2 separate regions of the Homo sapiens genome follow, and region 2 is linked to region 1. A link is a contact called in ENCODE Hi-C or POLR2A ChIA-PET data. All regions are on one chromosome and are shown on one strand. The core of a region is the stretch at or near the end of the contact, and the rest is flanking DNA. Distances in the headings are between cores, read along the strand shown. Region 1 overlaps MRTFA (myocardin related transcription factor A). Region 2 holds the start of DESI1 (desumoylating isopeptidase 1).

Region 1 (6,653 bases), core at 1,242-3,741:
AAAAAAAGATAACAACTTTCAAAGAAAAAAATAACTTTGAATAAAAGCTAAATCCCTTCTTTTCAAGGTTACACTTTTTAAAAAGTGTTGAGAAAATGTAATAAAAATAACAAAAGAGTGGTATGTTTGACCAGTAATAAGAAACTAATATATAAAGAAGAGGAGGAAAGAAGACGTGCAATACGCAGAGTGGTGGAAAACTTCATGAGTGGAAGATTAAATCCGATGCAGAACTTAATAAAATGTGCGCCTTACTTCAAAGGAAGTTTAAAAATGGTGTTTACAAGGGATCTTTCTGGGGTATTGGAAATGTAATACTGGAGTGGGGTAATGGTTGCACATCTCCACAAAATTACTAAAAATAAACTGTACACTTCAAACAGGTAAATTCTGTAGTATATAAATTATACCTCAAAGTTATTTTTAAAGAACTAACATTTGTTCAACAAAGAAGGAAAAATTATATTAAGTTTATCTCACTAAACCATAAAAAGGAAGTGGCCAAGAGGAAAAGTACAGTAATTCATTCAATAGACAGAAAAATAAAAATGGAAAAATGCATAGATTAAGAAATGTTAATGTGTCCATTTCAGCCCTTGAAAGGACAGTATAGTATCTCCAGGTAATTCTGCTGCTCTTAACCAGATTTTCTTCTTTCATAGATATATGCACAAGTCCAAAGGAGAAGGAAGACTTCAGTTTAATTGCATATCACCTAGGAAAGAGCTGAACAATTTATTCTGACCCCCAATTACTGCATGACTGAAAGACATAGAGATGGTATCTCCCATGAGAGAAGAATTTCAAGAGAAAATTTAAAAACAGAAAATCAAATTTATAATTGTTTTAAAAGAATGTGTGGGCCAGGCATGGTGGCTCATGCCTGTAAATCCCAACACTTTGGGAGGCCGGGGTAGGAGAATTACTTGAGGCCAGGAGTTCAAGACCAACCCGGACAACACAGTGAGACCTCAGTCTCTACAAAAAAAAAAAAAAAAAAATTATTTTTTTTAATTAGCCAGGCGTGGTGGCACACACCTGCAGTCCTAGCTACTCCGGAGGCTGAGGCAGAAGGATCACTCGAACCCAGGAGGTCAAGGCTACAGTGAACTGTAAATGTTCCACACTGCACTCCAGCCTGGGTAATAAATCAAGACCCTGTCTCTTAACTTAAAAAAAAAAAAAAATCTGTGGACATTTTTTTTTTCTTTTTTTTTTTTTGGAGACAGGGTCTCACTCTGTCACCCAGGCTGGAATGCAGTGATGCAATCACACCTCACTACAGCCTCTACCTCCCAGGCTCAAGCAATCCTCCCACCTCAGCCTCTCTAGCAAATGGGACTACAGGCACATGTCACCATGCCTGGCTAATTTTTTTTGGTGTTTTTTGTAGAGACAGGATTTCACCATGTTGCCCAGGCTGGTTTCAAACTCCTGGATTCAAGCAATTCATCCACCTCAGCCGCCCAAAGTGCTGGAATTACAGGCATGAACTACCACACCCAGCCTGGTAATTTCTTTACAAGCATAATGACAAGAGTCAATTCCCTCAACCAGGTGAAACAGCCAAATGGGGAATTTTCTTGGTATTTTTGAAGAAAATTAATTTGCATTGGCTCAGGGACTTTTGCAGAAGTTTCCCAAAACAGCAGTACTGTACTTTTTTACTCCATTTGCAGATACAGAGATCAAGCAAAACTGCACCTATAAACAACCCCAATCCACACTTGCTTTGAGCTCTGAAAATATTAACCTACACTGACCTCTCCTGCACCAACTTCAGCAAATCCTAGGTCAAGAGCCTCAACTTCCCAAAACAGCACAGGTGTCTCTAATTTCAAACCCGCCAGTCTCCACCCTGCCTTTGGCTAATCAGTAGCAAGCCCCCAAAAAAAGAAAAAAATTAACTCATATAATTATTCTTTCCTTCTCCAGAAAACAAATGAAGTAACATAAAACACTACAAAATTCTATTTCCTCTAAATGGCTATTATAAATAGTTCAAGACACTGAGTCACAATATTATTCACCTAGACTTGAAAAGCTGTAATATCAATGAACTTGATATATTTCAGTAAAAGAACATACATGAAAATTTACAGTACAATGCCTAACTCCAGCAGGAATTCAATAAAAGTTGGTACCTTTCTTTACTTTCCATTAATTTTATCACACAGTATTTCCATGGAATAGTTTATTACCCCAATATAAAAGTAGAACAATAGAAAAAAGATAATTTACTGACCACACAGATCACACCCAGAAAATTCAGACCACTAGATGATGACAAAGGATTCATTTACAGAAGTTTAACTTTAATCTACCGTCTCCTCCTCCTTCCTAGACAGCAGCGTCAATTCCAAGGCCATGTTCCTTCTGCTATAGGAAGTGGCTACACTGTTTTTCCCTGTAGCAATGTACTAATCTCTTCTTTGTGACTGAGAGAAAGCCAGTCTCAAGAACCTGTGCTAAGTGTAGATGCAGCAAGAGTCCAGACTGACATCAACCCATAGAACCCCACACACAAGTTTACAGGATTCCTGGTTGGGGAGTTCCGTTTTGACTGTCAAGTTTACTCTGCAACTGAGCCAGGTCTCCTGTACCAATAAGCAACGGGAATCTCAACATACTTATGGTGGTAGAAAACTAGAACTACATGAACTAGCAGTAGCCTTTACCTTGACAGGAAATATTCTGACAGAAATAGTTTTGCAGAGCTGCGTGAACTGCCATCTATAGCTCTTTTTGCAGGCACCTGACATAAGACAGATACATAAGCCAAAGCTCTATCTGGTGTACTTTTGTTCAGGCCCAGGAGCTTAAGATAGGAACAAAGCATGTTGTGTCAAATCAAACTCTAGTGGTTACAGATGGACAGATCCTGTCATCAGTAACAAAATTTACAGTTGCCAGTAATGGCCTGGCTACTGTCTAGTCAGGTCCTTTGTTGCATTTAGTCTACCATTCACACAGGCTACTGATTTTTAGAGTGATCAGAATAAGCTAGCCTACCATTACCCACCACCCTAAATTGGTTTACATAATGGCTCCAACACAAAAACTTCTGCCCTCAAGGACTGGATTAAAGAGGTAGGGGTATGTGTGGGTGGGTACATGTGTAAATTCATGGTTCTGTTCTAGGACCACCAAAATTTTACATTGGTTATGTTGTTTCTTAGCATTCTCTACATTCTAATGAGATACTAGATGTAGTCCACAACATTAAACCACAGGACAGACCATCAGGAGGCACGATGAGTGAGACTGAAAAAGATAATGTTTCCCCAAACAATAGTCAAATCTGATCTATTCTAGGTCAGTACAATTGAAGATACTAACGACCACATTAGGAAAGGAGGGAGGGAAGAGTAAATAAATCTGGGACCTACCTTGCTTACAATTCCCACAGACAGATGAAATTCAATTCCATGCCAACCATACCCTCCGATCACTACAACACAAACAGAAAAATAAAAGTTCATGCAATATAAACAGTTCTTCCCATTCCTAAAAGGCGTTTGGTTTCAAAGGTAAGAAGCTGTTTCTTATCTCCTTTCAATCCTCTCCATGCACACAACAGTGTTAAGAGTTCTGTCACTGGTTAAAAAAAAAAAAAAAAAAAAGGCCCATGTAAGTGGAGTTAAATAATAGGTAACACTGATTGGGCACTTCCTATATGCTAGATACTGTTGCAAGTACTTAAATATTAAAACTAATTCTCACAACAACTCTATGAGACAAGTGTTTTTATTAACTCATTTTATATCCTTATATCCAAATGACAATTGTCCTATACCTCTGAAAACTGCTCTTATTGGTGTTGATAAATGCCTTTTTTTTTTTTTTTTTTTTTGGACAAGGAGTCTCGCTCTGTCGCCGGGCTGGAATGCAATGGCGCAATCTCAGCTCACTGCAACCTCCGACTCCCAGGTTGAAGCAATTCCCCTGCCTCAGACTCCCAAGTAGGCTGGGACTACAGGTGTGCACCATTACGTCGGGCTATTTTTTTTTGTATTTTAGTGGAGACGGGGTTTCACCATGTTGGCCAGGATGGTCTCGATCTCCTGACCTCGTGATCCACCTGCCTCAGCCTCCCAAAGTGCTGGGATTACAGGTGTGAGCCACCGCGCCCGGCCGAGAAATGCCTTTTAAATAAACATAGGCAATCTCTACCACCGTAGGTGGGTTATCATAATGGTTTGTATGTATAAGTGTTCTACATTCATCATTTACTTCTTGAGTCCTCACAATGTGATGAGCACTAATACCAGGTGCTGAAGAGGATTCATTCTCTTCCCTTAAGGAGTTGAGAAACTAACTGGACAGATAAGACAAAACAAAAACAGTTCAAGAAATGGAAGTCCTTATTATGAGGCATAATACAGCCTCTTTGTGCAATCATTCACAGTAAAAAATCAGCAAGCTCTGGGGAAAAGAGAGGAAGGCTTTACGTAAGAGATGCTCTAAAGCTGGACCTTTAAAAATAAGTTAGATCAGCAAAGAGTGGAGAAAGTCTTTCCAGGCAAGGAAAAGAGAACAAAGACATAACAGAGACAGAATCAATGGTATATCTAAAGTCTTTTTTTTTTTTTTTTTTTTTTTTTGAGATAAGGTCTCACTCTGTTGCCCAGGCTAGAGTGCAGTGGCATGATCACAGCTCACTGCAGCCTCAACCTCCTGGGATCACATAATTCTCCCATCTCCCTGGCCCTGAAGCCTTTCATAATCTGATCCCACCCAGTCTCACAAGCCTTTGCTCTCTGGCCACTAATGTCCCTCCTCCTCCCCATTACCCACACCAAACTTCCTCCTAGAACATACTGTCTTTGATAGTTCTACTGTTTCTCCTACTACCTAGAATGTTCTCTTTTCCCTGGCGGGTAACATTAATCCTGGCACTCAAAAAAAAATAGCCTCTGTTGTAAATAATTTTTATTATTTAAGATACAACTGAGGCTGAGTGCCGTAGCTCAGTTGGAAGAAGAAAGAAAGATAAAAGAAAATAAATTTAGAGGTTTGACTGTTATCAAAAAAGGAGGGGAGAGAAACAATTCCCAATTAAATAAATGAATTGTGGTTTTTAAGCAGTCCACCTCAACAGATATGGTTACATATACCCTCAAACTGAACACCTATGAAAAGGCCAGCACTTCGGGAGGCCAGGGTGGGAGGATCACTTGAGGCCAGGAGTTCAAGACCAGCCTGGCCCCATCTCTACTAAAAATGCAAAAATTAGGCTGGGCGCAGTGACTCACGCCTGTAATCCCAGCACTTTGGGAGGCCAAGGCGGGCGGATCACTTGAGGTCAGGAGTTCAAGAACAGCCTGGCCAACATGGTGAAACCCTGTCTGTACTAAATACAAAATACAAAAATTAGCTGGGCGTGGTGGCACGTACCTGTAGTCCCAGGTACTCGGAGGATGACGCACAAGAATCCTTGAACCCGAGAGGCAGAAGCTGCAGTGAGCCAAGATCACACTGCTGCACTCTAGCCTGGGTAACAGAGCGAGACTCCATCTCAAAAACAACAACAACAAAAAAATAGCTCGGAGTGGTGGTACACACCTGTAATCCCAGCTACTCGGGAGGCTGAGGCATGAGAATCACTTGAACCTGGGAGGTGGAGGTTGCAATGAGCCGAGATCACACCACTGCACTCCAGCAGCCTAGGCAACAGAGTGAGACTCTGTCTCAAAAAAAAAAAGCCAACTATTACTCTACTCATCTCTCCTCCATGCTCTCATGCTCTCATAGCATCTATTTCTCTGTTAACACAGTTAAAACATTTGGTTGTCCCCAGGTTTTCTTCTTCCTTTCTCTCTTACTTGTCTGAACAAGAATCATCTTTTATACAACTTTGTATCTCGCAAGACCTAGCAGTGCCTGGCAAGTAACAGGTGCTCATTATATACTTGCTGATAGAAGGCCCAACTGACCAGAATTTACAAAGTGAATAACGATCCATTTAAACAATCTGTTGTGTCAAAAGCTAGTGTACTTCTACATTCTCACGAATACGTCTGCTACGTAATTACACCAACAATTCATGAACAAAAAATTAAAGTGGATTCACTAAAAACCACCAACTAGTTTTTGCTTGACAACACAACCAGGTCCTTATCCATGCCAACTAAGACATAAATGAAAGGTAAACTAATTCAGTTGATAATTTAAATATTATGGTTGGTGATCTTTCTTACTAAAACGGTGCCACAGCTTTGTATGTAGAGTAGCTAAAGGTATTTACATTGGCTTTAGTCATGGATAAAGAAGGTTACAAATTTAGAAGTCCAATACAAATCCAAAGTTTATTTTTAGAAGCTTTCCATATGGTAGGAGTTTAAGAAGTAAAACAGCAGCCTTTTCTCTGCCGAAAGCAGAGGGTAGTAGAGCGCCAAAGGAGCAAACCCTCTCCTGACTCTGTGCCTGGCACTGCTTCACGCAGAGGAAGAAATGTGTAGGGTAAGCGAGAGCCTCACTGAAAATCAGTCACCCAAGGCAACAGGCATTTTGAAAGTCTGTGCTATTTGAAGGCTTAAGTATTAATTTTATACATGCCCATGTTCATTTAAAACATTTATGGCTTGGAACTTAAAAAATGTTCTAATGTGCTAGTTTGTCCACATATTAATCGAGTCTGCCAGGTTTGAACA
Region 2 (6,653 bases), core at 1,731-4,230, 1.0 Mb after region 1:
ATTTAAAATAGGTCTCTTCACTGGGTGCAGTGGCTCATGCCTGTAATCCTAGCACTTTGGGAGGCTGAGGCGGGCGGATCACTTGAGGTCAGGAGTTCAAGACCAGCCTGGCAAACATGGTGAAACCCTGTCTCTACTAAAAATATAAAAATCAGCCAGGTGTGGTGGCATGCGCCTGTAATCCCAGCTACTCTGGAGGCTGAGGCAGGAGAATCACTTGAACCTGGGAGGCAGAGGTTGCAGTGAGCTGAGATCACCCCACTGCACTCCAGCCTGGGCAACAGAGCAAGACTCGTCTAAAAAAAAAAAAAAGGTCTCTCTTGTTATTTTCTATCACAGCACCCAGTGTGCTTCCTGTGCAGAAGGCACTTATGCAATTTGTAACTAATTATTTATGTATTTATTTTTAATGTCTCCCCCATTAGATAGCTCCATGATGGCAAAGAACATCTTTGTTCATTATATCAACCTCATTTACCTTAACACGTTGACTAGCATAGAGCAGACGCTCAATAAACATCTGCTGAATGAATGAAATAATGACTCCTAAGGCTCCTTTCAGCTGCCCAATAATTATTAGGTAATAGGATAAAAAATACCCAGTGTAAAGGGGGAGGTTTTACGTGGGGTATAGGAAATATCTGATTCCTCACTATGATAAAAAAACAAACAACTAAATGGCTCCATTCCAAGAAGTTTAGTTAAAACTTGACTGATGTGGGCTGGGCATGGTGGCTGACGCCTGTAATCCCAGCACGTTGGGAGGCCAAGGCAGGCGGATCACAAGGTGAGGAGATCGAGACCATCCTGGCTAACACAGTGAAACCCCGTCTATACTAAAAATACAAAAAATTAGCCGGCTGTGGTGGCGGGCGCCTGTAGTCCCAGCTACTCGGGAGGCTGAGGCAGGAGAATGGCGTGAACCCGGGAGGCGGAGCTTGCAGTGAGCCTAGATCGTGCCACTGCACTCCAGCATGGGTGACAGAGCGAGACTCCGTCTCAAAAAAAAAAACCAACAAAAAAAAAACACTTGACTGATGTAATCTATTAATGAGTAACAGCTTCCTCAGTGACTTTGTAAGTTTTGCTTTCAGATGTGCCTCAATCATTTTAACAACTGGTTATCTAGGCCCAAATCCCTGTCAAATAATGGGTTGGCTACATAAGAATTAGCTGATAAGCTCATTAAAAATACAGATTTTTGGACCAAAACTCCAGGAGATTCTGATTTAGTATTTGTGAAGCCTTAGAATCCATATAATTAAAATTTTCTCATTTTAAATAGATATTATGTGTATGTAATACACAGGTCCAGAGGTAAGAAACAGTTTACAGCAAAGTTTCTCTTCTACCCCTGTTCCCCTGGCATCAAGTTCCCCTTTCCATAAGCTACTGCTGTTATCAATTTCTTGTGTATCCTTACGGATAATTATTTGCCTAAGCAAGCACATATATATCCTTTGATTTGCATATTTAAAGAGCTATTCTAACCTTGTTTTTTCTAATCTCATTTACAATATATGTTGGAAATGAGGGTATCTGCATTTTTAACAAGCACCCTAGATGATTTTGATGTGAAGCCAAATATAGAAACAACTCATGGACCCACGGTTGTGAGATTAAGTTCAATTCACTACGACATATTAGAAACTCAAGGACATTGAAGGATGCCCTCAAAAGTAGCCTCCCTTACTTGATCTCTGCCCCCTCGTCTCACAGAGATGAACTAAATCATTCGCCAGTGTCTCCACAGAAGCCAGGAAAAACTAGCCATTCAAATGGATGCTGTCAAAGCTTCAATTTTCAATAATTGGAATTCTTTCCTGCTCATTGTTACCCGAAATTACAAACCTGACAATTCCTGTGTTACACAAGACATTCCTGTATTTAAGTTGAAATAAGGTGTGATCGTCACTGAATGAGGGCTGGTTTTTCTCCTGCCAGTTAAGTAGTTTAATGGAGCACAACCGAAATACTTTCTTTACTAATCCTTATTCACACAGCCTCATCCAAACTTCCCCCAAAACTGCTTTCTTGCCATTTGAGCAAAAGCAATTAACTTAGAAACTGTGGGGAGAAGACTGCTTGGTGAATTCTGGAGTTCGGGGCTCCTCTTATCCTGACTTGACCTACCTGGGGGCGATGGCTGGGTCCCTAGGCAGCTCTATCTCCCCCATCCCACCTATCCCTGGGACTGCAAAGGGAGCTTCCTTTTGGCACTGAGACAAGGTTCTCCGAGAGCCACCCGACCTCCGCAGTGTCTCTGTCACCACGAGGGGCACCGCGCGGCAGGCATCCTCACCTTTCCTACACCGCGCCAAGGAGGCAGGAGTGCACTGGGCTACCCGAGCGAGGCAGAGAACCCGCCGGGATCCAGCGCTGGTTTACCCCACACCCTCGTCGAAGGGGCTCTCGAGGGCTCGGTTTCTGCCCAAGCCCCCTGCAAGGTGGAGGCATGACTCCTCCATCCCTTCCCCTTGAATTCAAACGTGAGGATGGTATCTGCGAGGCTAAAGCGGGGCTCAGATGGCCCAAACTTCAGACCACTCTCTTCTCCACTCGGCTTTTCTTCCATCCTCCTGGCCATGTGTCTCCCCGTGAGTCGTGGCCCAAGTCTCCCCACCTCGGCCAGCCGCCACCCTCTGGCCTGGCTCCCGCCCTCCTGCCCACCTGGCCCCTTCCCCCTCACCCAGCATGATGGGGCTGAGCCGCCGGGCCAGGCCTTTGGACAGGTCGTACACGTAGAGCTTCACCGGATAGAGATTCGGCGGCTCCATTGGGACCCGTGGCGACGGCGGCCACGACGGCCCTCGGGCACCCGGCAGCGGCTTGGACCTTCCCGTACCCGACGGGAGTGCGAAGCGGAGGGAGAGGGGGGGACCGAGCCCGGGCCCGGGCTGAGGGGTGGGGGAGAGGCCGCCCTGCGCTGCTCGCGCCCCCACACCCGCTACCGGCAACGACTACTGTGAGGTGACAGAGAGGGGACAGGGAGGGCCCACACGGAAGAGGGGGCGGGGGCAGGGATGCACTTTTGCGCATGTGCTTACAGTCCTGACGTAGGAAGGGGCGGGGCTTTGCCGAAGGGGGCGGGGCTCTCGCTGATGGGTTGGCTTTCGTCAGGGACATAGGTAGAAGCTGGTTGGGGAGTGTGCGTGCCAGCCTGACGCGATATAGTGCGCACATGCGTGATGACGTAGAGGGCGTTGATTGGGACCGAGTACAGGGCCCGCGCATGCGTGGATTGTCGTCTTCTGTCCAAGTTGGTCGCTTCCCTGCGCCAAAGGTAAGCGGGCCGTTATCCATTTGTGTTGTTCGCCAGCTAGGCCTGGCCTCGTCCCGCTTCGCTCGGTCGGTCTCGCGCGCCCCCATAGCCTTGCTAGAGGGTTAGCGTTAGCCTTAAGTGTGCGAATCCGAGGAGCAGCGACAGACTCGAGACCACGCTCCTTCCTCGGGAAGGAGGCGGCACCTCGCGTTTGAGGCCCGCCTGCGTTTGAGGCCCGCCTGCGCTTGCGGCCCGCCTGCGCTTGAGGCCTGTCTGCGTTTGAGATCTCATTGGGCGTGATTGAGGAATTTGGGGAGGTTTTTGGGCGGTATTGAGGACGAGGGGGTCCGTTAGTCAGCATAGAATCCTGGAGCGGGAATCCCTCACCGTCTAAATGGCGTCGGGGGCGGGACCTCCGGGATCTGGCTTCCGCGGGCCGCCGCCGGCCCTGAAACGTGAGGGATAGCTGAGATGAGGCAGCTACTGGGATGGCCCCCATGCGCATTTACATGCAGTCCGACTGCCGAGCTTTCGAGGCAGCAGGATTTACCGTCCACATTCCTCACTACTAACCAAGCTTTTAGAACAGATCTCACAAGAACCTAGAGGTCGGTATTTTTTCGATTTAAATTTGCCTGTTACTGACGTTAACGTCTTTCGCCTAGTGAGCAGTAGCCAACATGTCAGGGTGGGAGTCATATTACAAAACCGAGGGCGATGAAGAAGCAGAGGAAGAACAAGAAGAGAACCTTGAAGCAAGTGGTAAGTGACTTCAGCATGTAGTGCCATTCGGTGTGTGGAAGAAAGACCTTCCCTGCCTATCTCTGCTGGATGGACTTTGCTGTTTGATGGCCTGCCCTTCTCCTCCCAGATAATTCTGAAATTCTTTTCTTCCTTTGAACTTCGCAGAGCTACCCTAGGCTCTTATATGCAGATCTTACTCTAGTGTGCCCTAAGTTTTTTTTGGACACTGGTAGTTTGACATCTTTTGGTCCCTGATAAATGGCCATGACCATAGGTATTTTTTGTCATCTTAAGTGGTTCAGGTGAGACCCTTCTCATCCAGGAAAGTAGTGTTACCATTCCAGGACCTCAGTGTAAAAATGCCCCCACCCTGCAATAACTACACCAACCAAAGAATAAACGCAAGCAACACAGTTACAGGAAAGTGATTGATTCCCTCACTATAGCCTCCACGTTTGGGAGTGTATGTGCAGGCAACACAGTAACACATAAAACAAAGGAAGAGAAATAGGGGTACATGTAATCTTCATACTGGTTAATTTAACTCCTGAGCAGAAAAATTTTGAATATTTTTATTAAAAATGAGAAACGGCCAGGCGCGGTGTCTCAAGCCTGTAATCCCAGCACTTTGGGAGGCCGAGGCGGGCGGATCACGATGTCAGGAGATCAAGACCATCCTGGTTAACACGGTGAAACCCCGTCTGTACTAAAAAAAAAATACAAAAAATTAGCCGGGCGTGGTGGCGGTCGCCTGTAGTCCCAGCTGCTCGGGAGGCTGAGGCAGGAGAATGGTGCGAACCTGGGAGGTGGAGCTTGCAGTGAGCCGAGATGGCGCCACTGCATTCCAGCCTGGGTGACAGAATGAGACTCTCTCAGGAAAAAAAAAAAAGTGAGAAACATAGGAAATACAAAAAAGAAAAAAATTTGCTATAATCTACCACTCTAACACAACCACTACCAGCATTTTGACATTTTTGTATTTTTCTTTCAAGTATCTTTCAATATTTATTTCCTAATGAAATATATATATTTTTTAATTTTTTAATAGAGACAGGCTGGAGTGCAGTGGTGAGATCATCGTAGCTCACTGTAACCTCAAACTCCCGGGCTCAAGTGATCCTCCTGCTTCAGCTACCTCAGTAGCTGGGACTACAAGTGCCGCCAACTCCCAATAATTTCTTAATTTTTTGTAGAGACAGGATCTTGCTATGTTGATCAGGCTGGTCTCAAACTCTTGGCCTCAAGCGATACCCCCAAGCCTTGGCCTCCCAAAGTTCTAGGTTTATAGTCATGAGCCTCCATGCCCAGACTGTATCTGATTTCTTTTTCTTTTTTTTTGGAGACAGTCTTGCTCTGTCGCCCAGGCTGGAGTGCAGTGGCGCGATCTTGGCTCACTGCAAGCTCCGCCTCCCGGGTTCATGCCATTCTCCTGCCTCAGCCTCCCGAGTAGCTGGGACCATAGGCGCCCACCACCACGCCCGGCCAGTTTTTTGTATTTTTAGTAGAGACGGGGTTTCACTGTGTTAGCCAGGATGGTCTTGATCTCCTGACCTTGTGATCCGCCCTACTCAGCATCCCAAAGTGCTGGGATTACAAGTGTGAGCCACTGCGCCTGGCCTATCTGATTTCTTGTATTGTAACGATAGTGCATATACATTTATTTATTTATTGAGACAGAGTCTTGCTCTGTCGCCCAGGCTGGAGTGCACTGACTCAATCTCGGTTCACTGCAACCTCCGCCACCCCAGTTCAGGCTATTCTCCCATCTCAGCCTCCCAAGCAGCTGGGATGACAGGCGTGTGCGCCACCACACTCGGCTAATTTTTGTATTTTTAGTAGAGGCAGTGTTTCACCATGTTGGCCAGGCTGGTCTTGAACTCCTGGCCTTAGGTGATTCACCCACCTCGGCCTCCCAAAGTGCTGGAATTACAGGTGTGAGCCACTGTGCGTGGCCTATAGCTCATTTTAAATATACCATAATTTGGCCGGGTGTGGTGGCTCACACTTGTAATCTCAATAAATATACTGTAATTTGTCTGGGTGTGGTGGCTCACGCCTGTAATCCCAACACTTTGGGAGGCTGAGGCGGGCAGATCACTTGAGGTCAGGAGTTCGAGACCACCCTGGCCAACATGGCAAAACCCCATCTCTACTAAAAAATACAAAAGTTAGCTGAGTCTGTGGTGGCATGCACTTGTAGTCTCAGCTGCTTGGGAGGCTGAGGCACGAGAATTGCTTGAACCGGGGAGGCAGAGGCTACAGTGAGCTGAGATTGCAACACTGCACTCCAGTCTGGGCAACAGAGTGAAACTCTATCTCAAAAAAAATAAAATAGGGGCCGGGCGCGGTGGCTCACCTCTATAATCCCAGTACTTTGGGAGGCCGAGGCAGGTGGATCACAAGGTCGGGAGATAGAGACCATCCTGACTAACATGGTGAAACCCCGTCTCTACTAAAAAAATACAAAAAATTAGCCAGGCGTGGTGGCAGGCGCCTGTAGTCCCAGCTACTCTGGAGGCTGAGGCAGGAGAATGGCGTGAACCCGGGAGGCAGAGCTTGCAGTGAGCTGAGATTGCATCACTGCACTCCAGCCTGGGCGACAGAGTGAGACTCTGTCTCAAAAAAATAATAATAAAATAAAAAATAA

Evidence for each region. Hi-C counts contacts between places; a loop is a spot of excess contacts on that map. ChIA-PET counts read pairs that join two places held with the same protein, here RNA polymerase II (POLR2A). Pooled maps may share reads with other maps.
Region 2: a loop to region 1 is called in a pooled map, with 3 times the contacts of the local background. The contact joins the promoter of DESI1 here to the enhancer-like site in region 1. A Hi-C loop is called at or near these places in 2 of 50 pooled maps. POLR2A ChIA-PET finds 5 or more read pairs at or near these places in 2 of 52 experiments (GM10248 and MCF 10A).

Annotation. Positions count from the first base shown.
Region 1 is chr22:40,591,285-40,597,937 of GRCh38, forward strand. It overlaps MRTFA (myocardin related transcription factor A), which reads right to left. Exons shown (of 15, transcript NM_020831.6): 2 at 3,390-3,451. Among named protein-coding and RNA genes, the nearest start is that of MRTFA, 42 kb to the right of the region's middle. RefSeq lists a silencer at 2,161-2,455 and enhancers at 2,301-2,500, 3,081-3,290. Within about 2 kb of position 2,492, at least 4 of the 41 ENCODE cell types and tissues checked have a DNase peak (open chromatin) inside an H3K27ac peak, as active enhancers do.
Region 2 is chr22:41,618,063-41,624,715 of GRCh38, forward strand. It overlaps DESI1 (desumoylating isopeptidase 1), which reads right to left and starts at 2,981. Exons shown (of 6, transcript NM_015704.3): 1 at 2,690-2,981. The coding sequence starts at 2,777. XRCC6 (X-ray repair cross complementing 6) reads left to right here and starts at 3,233. Exons shown (of 13, transcript NM_001469.5): 1 at 3,233-3,283; 2 at 3,928-4,024. The coding sequence starts at 3,943. RefSeq lists enhancers at 987-1,056, 1,067-1,126, 2,399-3,000 and a silencer at 2,732-3,001.